Linked DNA regions of Mus musculus: all the other regions are linked to region 1. A link is a loop called in an ENCODE intact Hi-C map of the cell type or tissue named here. Cell type or tissue: left cerebral cortex. All regions are shown on one strand.

Region 1 (2,500 bases):
GAAAGGGAGAAGTGGCCAAGGATAGGCACACAGCAACCATGAGACATTCTTATCTCTCTAATTGTTTTAGCCACCAGTTCATGCATTGCAGCCCTGACCAGCCTTTTTCCAGGTCTATTCTCATTAAGACAATTGCTTTCTTCCAGCCATATCCTGGTCCAAAGTGTTGAAAAGATTTTTCAGAGTGGAAAGATTTTTTTTCTTACTTTGGCCTCTTGCTGAGGTTCTGAAATGATGTCTGTTCTGTCTACAGAGATGATCTCTGCAGTCTCTCCTGAAGCAAGCTAAGCAACAAGAATTCTGGGGCCTTGCAGCTCCTGTGGCCACCGCCTGACAGTAAATGCAAGTCTTATGTGTTCAAACCTAGAAAGACTGTTTTGCATAAACAGTGTTCCCTCTAAGCAGTATTATTGATTAAAATTGTCACACTTTTTGTGGAGCACTGGAAAAGAGCCCTGCAACCCTTCCACTCACCTCATTGGCCAGAGAGTAGCCAAATGCAAATACTGGTCTGCTCAGGAGCTTGGACCCTCTGCCTCTCCTAAGGAGGAGTGCAGAAATGTCAGGTTCATCTCAGAAACCTGTGTCTGCTATAAATTGTTCCATCCCTTCTACCTCGAAAAGTTTTTCCTTGTCTGTGGCAGGCTTCAGTGGTGCCAGGCAGGGGTGAGTGCATCCTTTCTACAGTCCTCCATGGCTTCACTTTCGGAACCTTTGCAATGTAAAACACTAAAAGGCTTCACTGGTTTTCTGCCATCAAAATCCTTTTTCTGGGTGGTGGGTTTTACAGAGGCATAGCAATACATACCACAGCCTCAGGATCACTTGGGAACTTGTTAAACTGTAAAAATTTCAGGCCCTACTACAGATCTTACTGACTCAAAGCTATTAAGATAATTAAGCTGGACTATACTGAAACAAGCTTAGCATCTGGAGCCAGAGAAGTACTTTGTGCCTCTGTTACCTTGGCTCTCAAGTAGGAGTATTGTTAGTATTTGCTTGAAACTGAGGGTTTTTAGTGGTAACATGCATGATCATCTAAAGTTCCTAGAATAGAGCCTGTACCAAGCACTCTAAACATAGGTACAATGTTCATTACAATATCTTCTAACTAAAACTCAAGTTGTGAAAGCTGGGGGCAACAGGGAATGTCAGTGAAGAGACAGCAGTTACTATTTCAAAGATGCTAATCCTCAAAGATGGAGAAACAGGAAACTGTTTCTATCAACTCTTTTAAGCTCATTTCATAGTCCACAGTTTGAAGGAGCTGTTTCTTACATTTTACTTCAAATTAAGGATTGTGAAGAAGCCTGTAAAACAGATTTCCTAAAATAAATGGATCAGTATTTGTATGTGATCTAATTTTGCTATACTGTCAAACACTGCCTGGCCCTCCCCCAAGGGCTGACCTTAGCACTTATATGCTGATTTATGTATTGAAATGCTGTGTTAAAGAAGCCCAAGGCTGGCTGATAAGTTGGAGTTTTAAAATCCTACTTCTTCCCCCATCAGAAACGTTTGAAGTGTGTTATTGTAGATGGGCTGAGTTTAGGATTAAGGAAATGACCTGTGGAAAGAAAATTGCTCACTCGGTCACAGAAGGTAAATTTAATTCTTCAAAAATGCCAGTGCCCATTTAGTAATTTAGGTAATTTACAAAACACAGGCTATTTACACTATTTTTCAGAAATCACTCTCCCAAACCTGATGCAGCGGTGGACCTCTGAAGAGAAGGTCGGGCACAGATTTGAAAATTAATGTCTTCCACAAATGCAGAAGCTATCGTGTTATAAGTGGCAGTCATCCATGTTTTATTTAAAAGAAGGTGTTATGTTGACACAAAATTCTCTTTGAATTTTCCCCATAAAGGTCAGCATCACTGCTAAAAACTGAGCATAGTTGATACTATCTAGTAAGATTTCTCTATGATACTTTTAAGAAAAAATGAAGGTGGCTTGAAGCAAGGGGAAAGATGTTTACTGGAGATTAGTTGCATCTTCCAAGTCTTCAACTGTTTGCTTCATTTGAGTTTTCTTACAACATAGATTAGTATAGATTAGTCTGCTGTCGAGAATTATATTGAAACAGAAAAAAAGTTGGGGAAATAAGTGTTCTCCCCCTATTTGAGTACCTGAAAACATAGTTTATTTTGTTGATGTTTTGATTATCATGTTAATGATTTTTGTATCATGAAAACACACAGCACTGAGATTAAAATAGGACGAATAAAACAAAAACATTATTAAATAGGAATCACACTAATGAGTTATCTCAGCAAATTCTTTCATTTTATGCCCAGGATACATAGGGTCGTGCTGGTAGCAAACTTGGTGAGTTTCAATACTTTGTTATGGTTTGCATATGATATATTCCTCAAGAAGATTTCCTGTATGTGAGTCTTGGTCTTCAGCTGATGGATCATGAGACTGCTAACTTGATCAATGTATTACTGTCACTGAAGTTCATAGCTACATGGCATCTTAGGAAGTGAGGCCTAGTG
Region 2 (2,500 bases), 110 kb before region 1:
AGAGGAGGGTAACCTGGTAGGAGAACCAACAGTCTCAATTAACCTGGACCACTGAGATCTCTCAGACACTGGACCACCAACCAGGCAGCATACACCAGCTGATATGAGGCCTCCAACACATGTACAGCAGAAGACTGCCAGGTCTGGGTTAATCAGAGATGATGCACCTAACCCTCAAGAGACTGAAGGCTCCAGGGAGTTTAGCTGTCAGGTGGGGTGAGGGTAGAGGTTGAGGGCATCCTCATGGAGACAGGGGGCAGGGAGGAGGTATGGGATGTGGAACAGTTGGAGGGTCTACTGGGAGGGGAATAAAATCTGCAGTTTAAAATTAATTAATTAATTAAAAATTAAAAATAAATAAATAAAATAAAAATAAAAGAGGGGTTCTGCAAGGCTCTGCTGTTTGAACCAATGAGCTCAAAGCAGAGAGCAAATCCCACATCCCACAGCCAACTGAACAATGATAAATGCTGTATTTTATTTTCCCAAGCATCATCTTTCAAGAAAGCAGCCAAAGAGGTAAAGATTGGTTATCTCAGCATAAATAATACTGGAGCTCCACCTGTCACTGATACTTACTGCTGACAAATTGGTATAAATATTTGAGATGCTAAAGAAAAAAAAAGTGTTGAAGTCATTGTGCTGAAACAAGCTAATTCATTTTTGAGGAGAAGGAATCAAGTTGGTTTTAGTCTGGGAAAAGACATATAGATACAAAGATTGAGGGTGGGACAATTCCTCTTTGTAATTCTAGCCTTTGTCAGAAGAAACAGAGAATAATTACACACACAAAATGGAAACAGGATGAATATTCAAAAGAAAGAGGGATAGTTTTGCCTTCTCCCTAGAGCAGCTTTCTTCCAAATTGTATTTGGACAAATTTTTATGTGTCTACAAAACTGATATAATTTTCATTTAATCTAGCCACAAAAGGTGCTACCTTCAATATTAGTTAAAGAATAATATCCTCATTCCTTATTGAGTTATTACTTAGTGGATGCCTTTTGAAGTTCTCAAGTTGGCTAACAGTAATATGAAGCTAACAGTAATAAGAAGAATTGTAGAACAACTCTTAAAGAGGCTTCCATTTTAGGATCTTCCCAGGGGTTCAGTCTCTTTCAGCATCCTTCTTGAGGATAAAACCCTGCATTCGCATTGGCCTATCCAAGGAAGTGCTTTTGTTTGTATTCACTTAGTCACAATTTTCGGCAAGAATATCTTTGCAAATGAAAGAATTCAGGCATCTGAAAGACCTTCAGTTTTCACACTTGGATAAAGAGATCACTCCTGGACTCAGTTCTCTCATCTGACAGGCACAGCAATACCTGTAGTAAAAGCTATTTCATTAACATTGAGAACAAAAAAAGGCAAAATACATGGCAAACTACTACAACTTTAACGTGTTAGATTTTTAGCAGTATTCTTCTCATTCCTCCTAAACTATGCCAGCATGTCCCACGGTCATTTTGATACTGCTTCAAGATCTGAAGTCATGAACAATGTGACTCTAAGTCAGCTACATTTCCTAAATTAACCACGTTATGTAATTAGTATCTCTTGATGTATGTGTCTGAGGTATTTTTCCCATAATTATCTCTTCCTTCCTCTCTTCAGCAACACTACCACCCACGTAGTTTTCAAATTACAGCTTTCATGGCCCTAGTTTACACAACTACTTGAGTGTACCACCTTTTTATGTTTTCTCTCTTTTATCTAGCTAATCTTCACAGTAGATATGACACGCAGTCCATCACAAGTATACATATATCTGTGGAAAAGCAACTCTGCTCTTCAGTCACAAAGGTCCAACTCAGGGCAAACAGGGAGACAACCACAGTGACCCTTGCTTTGCAACACAGTGAAAGTGCCTACTTCCCTCCTCCTCTCCAGTTGCTGACTCAACTGCCCTCATTCAGGACCTTGTAGATAGTGGAATGTACCAAGCCTCCATGGCCTTTGAACTAAATGAGGGAGAGACACTAGGCATCCAAGCCAACACCAAAAACAACTCTCTAGCACCGTGGACATTCAGGCCCCAGGGAGTCTGCCATTCTTAGAATGAAATTTCAGTTCTAAGTCATGAGTTGCCAGACAACTCAGAAATGAATATAGCTTGTTCTCTCTCCTATGAGTATTTGGACTGGGCCAAATCCATCAAGGGAAATAAAGCATAAAGGAAAACAGAAAGAATTTTTCTTCATGTCAAGAGTTTACATATTATTATTATTATTATTATTTAATTATTTTTTACAGTCCAGTCATTATCCCCCTCCCGATCTACCTTCAGACAGTTCCTCATCCCATTCCTTCTCTCCTGTCTCCAAGATGTACCCACTCCCTACCCCACCAGACCCCCCCCTCTGGGGCCTCAAGTCTCTCTCAAGGTTTAGGTGTGTCTTCTGTCACTGAGGCCAGACCAGGCAGTCCTCTGCTGTATGGGGCTAGTGTATGCTGCCTGGTTGATGGCTCACTATCTGAGAGGTCTCGGGGGTCCAGGTTA
Region 3 (2,500 bases), 180 kb after region 1:
CCCAACAATGGGTAAAAATAATGTTTTTTAAATCTATTACCCTCCCCATCCCACCTCCCGCCAATGGAGAGAGAGACTGTGTCTTCTCTGCCCTGTGCCCCTGCTACCTAATGAAATGTCCTAATTCACTGGTGACACCTCGGTCTCTACAGTTTAACTCCTTCAGTCCCATTTGCCCAGGTGACATCTCTCAAGTACTTTAAGGAAAGGTTCTATTCTAGCTTGCACTACAGTTGCCTTGACAAGCGTGAGTAAACTGCAAACTTCTTCCAAAAACAAAACAAAAAAACAAACAAACAAAAAAAAAAACCAGGGAAGTAGAATTCTTCTCGTGACTCAGTCTGCTTCAAGAGCAATATGGAGAATAAAAGAAAAAGTAGTGATAACTTTTTTTCTAATCCTAATGCCCTTAAGCACAGGCGCCTGATCACTGAGTGCGATGCGTTACTTGAGCCACCTACAGACCTCCCATCCATCCTCGGGGCCCTGCTTAGCCCCTGATGGTTTCTCACTGCAGAGTCCACTGGAGAGAAATGTTCCTATTCTTATGGCGGCCCCCTTCCCTATACACAGCTCCTCTCCTCCACTGTGGGAAGCTAAGGACCAGCCTAAGTCCAGCCCCTGCACTAGGCCATTTCCTGTTGTTTCAGGTGGTCTGAGGGCTCCTCCTTTAGGGGGTATCCACATGTCCAAAGTGACATGCGACGGAGGAGACTCTGAAGTTACAAGAGCCCAGTGTTCACCACACTAGGTTTTCTGGACACAGAAGGAGCTCATACACGGTAACCTAAAACAACATTTTTCTCCCCCTTTTTCGGGAATAATTGCTTTCTATTTTAACCCTATAAATGCATGGCTTACTCGGCCTCCTTCCTTTATCTTGATGGCCAGTTATAACTCATTGGTAAATTTAAGTTCTAACGTACATGCAAGAAAATGTGGTGTTCCGTGGAAAGACATGCAAGTGAATAAAAGGTTGGGGTTGGATGGATCTCCAGACCAAAATTTCAGGGCTGATTCTGGCAATCATTTTCTGAGCTAGTTGGGTGAGTCTCTCACAGCTTTGATTTTGATTATTCCCACCCAAAATACAGACAAATAAATAAATAAACAAAGGACCAAACTTTTCATCTCCCATTTCAGGTATATTGTAAGTAGTAATAATAACAATACTGAGAAAACATCACAAAACTTAGAATGTAAACAGTGCCTTCTAAGGATGAATGATTGGTCCTTTGTCATAGACGTTGTGGTCGTCATCATCACCATCATCTTCATCCCCATCATCATTCTCTTGACGCCACTTAGCACGTTAACTTTTTGTGTGTTGTACTACTGCCACCTACCGGCAGAATGCGTGAATAGGACGCAGTCTTTAAACATTAGGGTTTACATTTGCTTCGATGAGTGTCCACTTGGACTGAAGTGAAAAATGTGCACACACAAAAAAAAAAAAACCAGAAATGATCACACTTGTTATACTTGGCAAGGAGGATTCAGCCCCAACCTTGAATAAATGGGGCAGAAACTGAGCCCAAGGTCTAGATGAAGAGAAATTCAGCCAGGTGGTCTCATCCATTTTTTATTAGTCCAAATGTGTTTTGCATGTAGCAAGCTATGCTCCTATTAACTTGCAGGCCTAAAATGGAAACATTTAGGGCAAACTGTGGACTGACTGTCAGAATTGGAGAAAGTGTGACATTTTGATATACCCAAGACAGAAAACTGGCTCTGCTGGCACCGGAAGCTGTCAGCAGCAACTGGTCAGCGGAACTGGGCAGAGGACATGGCTGGCCTCTGCTGGCACCGGAAGCTGTCAGCAGCAACTGGTCAGTGGAATCAGATAGAGGACATGGCTGGCCAATCTTCTGAGTTCCCAACTCTGCCCTCACTCCCAGAGGATCTGCGATGTTTCCTCGACAACTTGACAAAGAGACAAATGCCCTTCCTCTTCTTTCAGGTCATTGTCAGAAACTTCTAGTTAGGGGCAAGAGAAACGAGCCGTTTGTACATTTCCTTTCCATGATGAATTTCTTCTGGAAGCATGCCAAAATTCTTATAGAAATCAGGAAGACTGATTGACCTACATTCAGGAAATGAAGTGATGGTTTCATTTAGGGCCATAAGCGAAACCTTCCCATATCGATATGAATGTCTGTCTACAGAAAGTCAGTGGAGCACCAACTACAAGAACAACGGGGCAGAAATGTTTCTGTCAAGACCGCTGAACTCAGGTTTCCCTTCAAAAGCAAGGAAAACTCAAGCCAGCCCACTGAAATACTCCTTTGTCACACTGTAACTTGGGACTTGATAATGATGGCGGGCGAGCATGGAGTGTGTATGGATTTATGAGCCTTTGGAGTAAGAACTTGATATATTTTAATATACATTAAGCTATGAATAAATTTTCAATATGATGGAAGGTCTTAGGAAAATGAGAACTTATACCTAAGGAAAACTAGAAGGTAGAAATATAAACTGGAAACATCTCTTTGGAAGA
Region 4 (2,500 bases), 160 kb after region 1:
CCCTGAATGGAGGAGCTAGAGAAAGTAACCAAGGAGCTAAAGGGATCTGCAACCCTATAGGTGGAACAACAATATGAACTACCCAGTACCCCCACCCCCCCCAGAGCTCGTGTCTCTAGCTGCATATGTATCAGAAGATGGCCTAGTGGGCCATCAGGGGAAAGAGAGGCCCATTGGTCGTGCAAACTTTATCTGCCTCAGTACAGGGGAACGCCAGGGCCAAGAAGTGGGAGTGGGAGTGGGGGGGGGGGACAACTGGGGGGAGGACTTTTGGTATAGCATTGGAAATGTAAATGAAATAAATACCTAATTAAAAAAAACAAAATTAAAAAAAAGTTGATAAATTCCGTGAACTTGACCATCTATAGCCCTTTATTACAAACAATGAAATGGCTTCTCCTACTTAAGAAAATACTCAAGAAAAGACAGCTTTTGTTCTAATTTCTCCACAAACCATTGATTCTCTTGTTCTTGAAAGAGAAATTCAAGACCAACATGAAATGTTTCCTGTGTATTTTTTGTTCTAGATCTTTCTAGATACAGAAATACTGAGGATGAAGTTAGAAAGAGAGAAAGTGGGGATGAGTGGGCAAAACATTGGTGATGTAAGATACTGAAGAGAAAAGCAACCCAGCATATTTACTGCCCCTGCCTAGGCTCCTTTGAAGAACGAAATTAAATGGTTGTCTAAGGAAAGAGAATTTTTCTGTAGTTTAACAGAGTGAAATGTTGGTCTTGGCTAATGTGTGGCAGAGCATCTGAAATGGCTCTTGGAGTGATAAAGTTCATCTGGGGAAAAGCCAAGGGGATGTAACAGCCATGTCAGTATTTGATGCTCACACAAGAAAGGAAAATGGCTTTAGAAAATGAATAAAACCAGAAATAGAATAGGCAAAGTTGAAGCATGAAGGAAAAGCGTGAGGAATATGACTTTTTTGTTTGTGTTTTGTTTTCTTTGGCTTTATGGTGTGGTTTTAGATGCTTCTCAGAAATAAAAGCAGATTGGAAGGGCATTTGAAAATGTCTCCATATGTACCTCAGTGTACTGATAACTTTCCATCACACAGGAGCCGGGAGTTAATGGTTTGTTATAGCATGCAAGAAGCATGTATGTTCTCATAACTCACAGCAAGGTGATTTGTTCTTGCCTGTGGGTGAGAACTTCTACTGCATTTAATCACTGGCTATGTCAACCCTGGGTGGTTACATTCCCAGATGGTGGCTAACTACAAGGAGTGATAGTCTTTCAGACGTGTTAGAATTTTGCACATCCCTGTCAATTCCAAGAGACTATGTATAGACTTTGCCCAGATTCTCTTTGGCAATGGCATCTCCTTTCCTGGCAGTTTTAAATTAAGCAGCAACTTATATCAACACTGAAGTACACTAAACACCACTCTTCTCAACAGTATCATCAGTTGGTTTTATTCTTTTAAATTTTATATTTGTTAATTATATACGGAAGAGGGTCTGTGTGGGTATGTGCTTCTGTTGGTGAAGACCTGAGCTGACTGTTCCCCTGTATCTGGAGTTACAAGAACTTGTGAACTGTGAGTGTTGGGAATCAAACGAGTACCTTCTAAAAGAGCAGCATGTACTCTTAACCTCTGAGCCCTGTGCGAATGGATATAGAAAAGAGAAAAAAAAATGTTGCAGCCCGGAATATTACCCACTGTTTTGTTAATTTGAACAAGTAATGACGTGATCACATTATAAGCTAAACAATGGTCAGGCTTCAGACTTGTGTTCAGATGAGTTAAGATTGGAAAGAGCACACTAAATACAGACAGAGAAGGTGAGAAGGCGGTACTTCTTTACTTGAGAGAGAGAGAGAGAGAGAGAGAGAGAGAGAGAGAGAGAGAGAGACAGTGTGTGTGCGCGCGCGCGTGAAACAACAGTTAATGAAAAAATAGGCCATGAAATTGAAAGAACTCAAGGAGGAGCATGTAGTGTAAAAGGGTGTGGTGGGAAGAAGTAGAGGGGGGAATGATGCAATCAGATCATAATCTCAAAAACCATAAAAGGATAAGCCAGCAAACTGAATACATTAAGCCTCTCAGGCCTGTGAGACCACATTCTTATAGTCCCAGCTGCTTGAGAGACTAAAGCAGGAGGATCCTTTGAAGTCCTCAGTTCAGTGCCAGCTGAGGTAACATAGCAAGACTGTCTAACTCATAAATCAGTAACTGTAAGCGACTTGGGCATAGGTGTCTTACAGTATTGTGACCGTATTTTATTCACTAATCATTTTTAAATTTCTATCTGCCTTTGGATCTCTTGATGGCGTGTAAAAGCCCCGCATCCCTTAATTTAAAAGGCAAATAAATGTACAAAACAGACAAGAAATTTGGACAGGCTTCTGCTAGGCGTCCAAGCTTCTGAGAACTTACTAAGATTCAGTTAGAACTCTGGGCTTTTGAATATCCTCCATTTCTTATCAATGTGATAACACGGTCACTGAGACAGCATAAATCGTCTGAGTATCGAGCAGAGCCTGGGA

The links. A loop is a pair of places that touch in the nucleus more often than their neighbours do. Peaks named below come from ENCODE experiments on the same cell type or tissue, not always from the same donor. Only the 100,000 strongest peaks of a DNase experiment are listed, where the experiment ranks them.
Region 2: a loop joins it to region 1, with 3 times the contacts of the local background. A loop is called at or near these places in 2 of 42 quality-filtered maps.
Region 3: a loop joins it to region 1, with 2.3 times the contacts of the local background. A loop is called at or near these places in 2 of 42 quality-filtered maps.
Region 4: it touches region 1 in a loop (2.1-fold over the local background); 2 of 42 quality-filtered maps call a loop at or near these places.

The regions. Positions count from the first base shown.
Region 1 is chr12:92,187,827-92,190,326 of GRCm38, reverse strand. No RefSeq gene overlaps it. Among named protein-coding and RNA genes, the nearest start is that of Gm40548, 190 kb to the right of the region's middle. In left cerebral cortex, no CTCF peak of the experiment used is centred here; a DNase peak (open chromatin) is centred at 1,120; H3K27ac peaks cover 609 bases.
Region 2 is chr12:92,294,084-92,296,583 of GRCm38, reverse strand. No RefSeq gene overlaps it. Among named protein-coding and RNA genes, the nearest start is that of Gm40548, 290 kb to the right of the region's middle. In left cerebral cortex, no CTCF peak of the experiment used is centred here; a DNase peak (open chromatin) is centred at 1,502; H3K27ac peaks cover 328 bases.
Region 3 is chr12:92,012,273-92,014,772 of GRCm38, reverse strand. Gm40548 (a long non-coding RNA gene) reads right to left here. Exons shown (of 4, transcript XR_872912.1): 4 at 1,131-2,184. Among named protein-coding and RNA genes, the nearest start is that of Gm40548, 12 kb to the right of the region's middle. In left cerebral cortex, a CTCF peak has its summit at 1,346 (motif pointing left); a DNase peak (open chromatin) is centred at 1,338.
Region 4 is chr12:92,028,120-92,030,619 of GRCm38, reverse strand. No RefSeq gene overlaps it. Among named protein-coding and RNA genes, the nearest start is that of Gm40548, 28 kb to the right of the region's middle. In left cerebral cortex, no CTCF peak of the experiment used is centred here; a DNase peak (open chromatin) is centred at 1,239.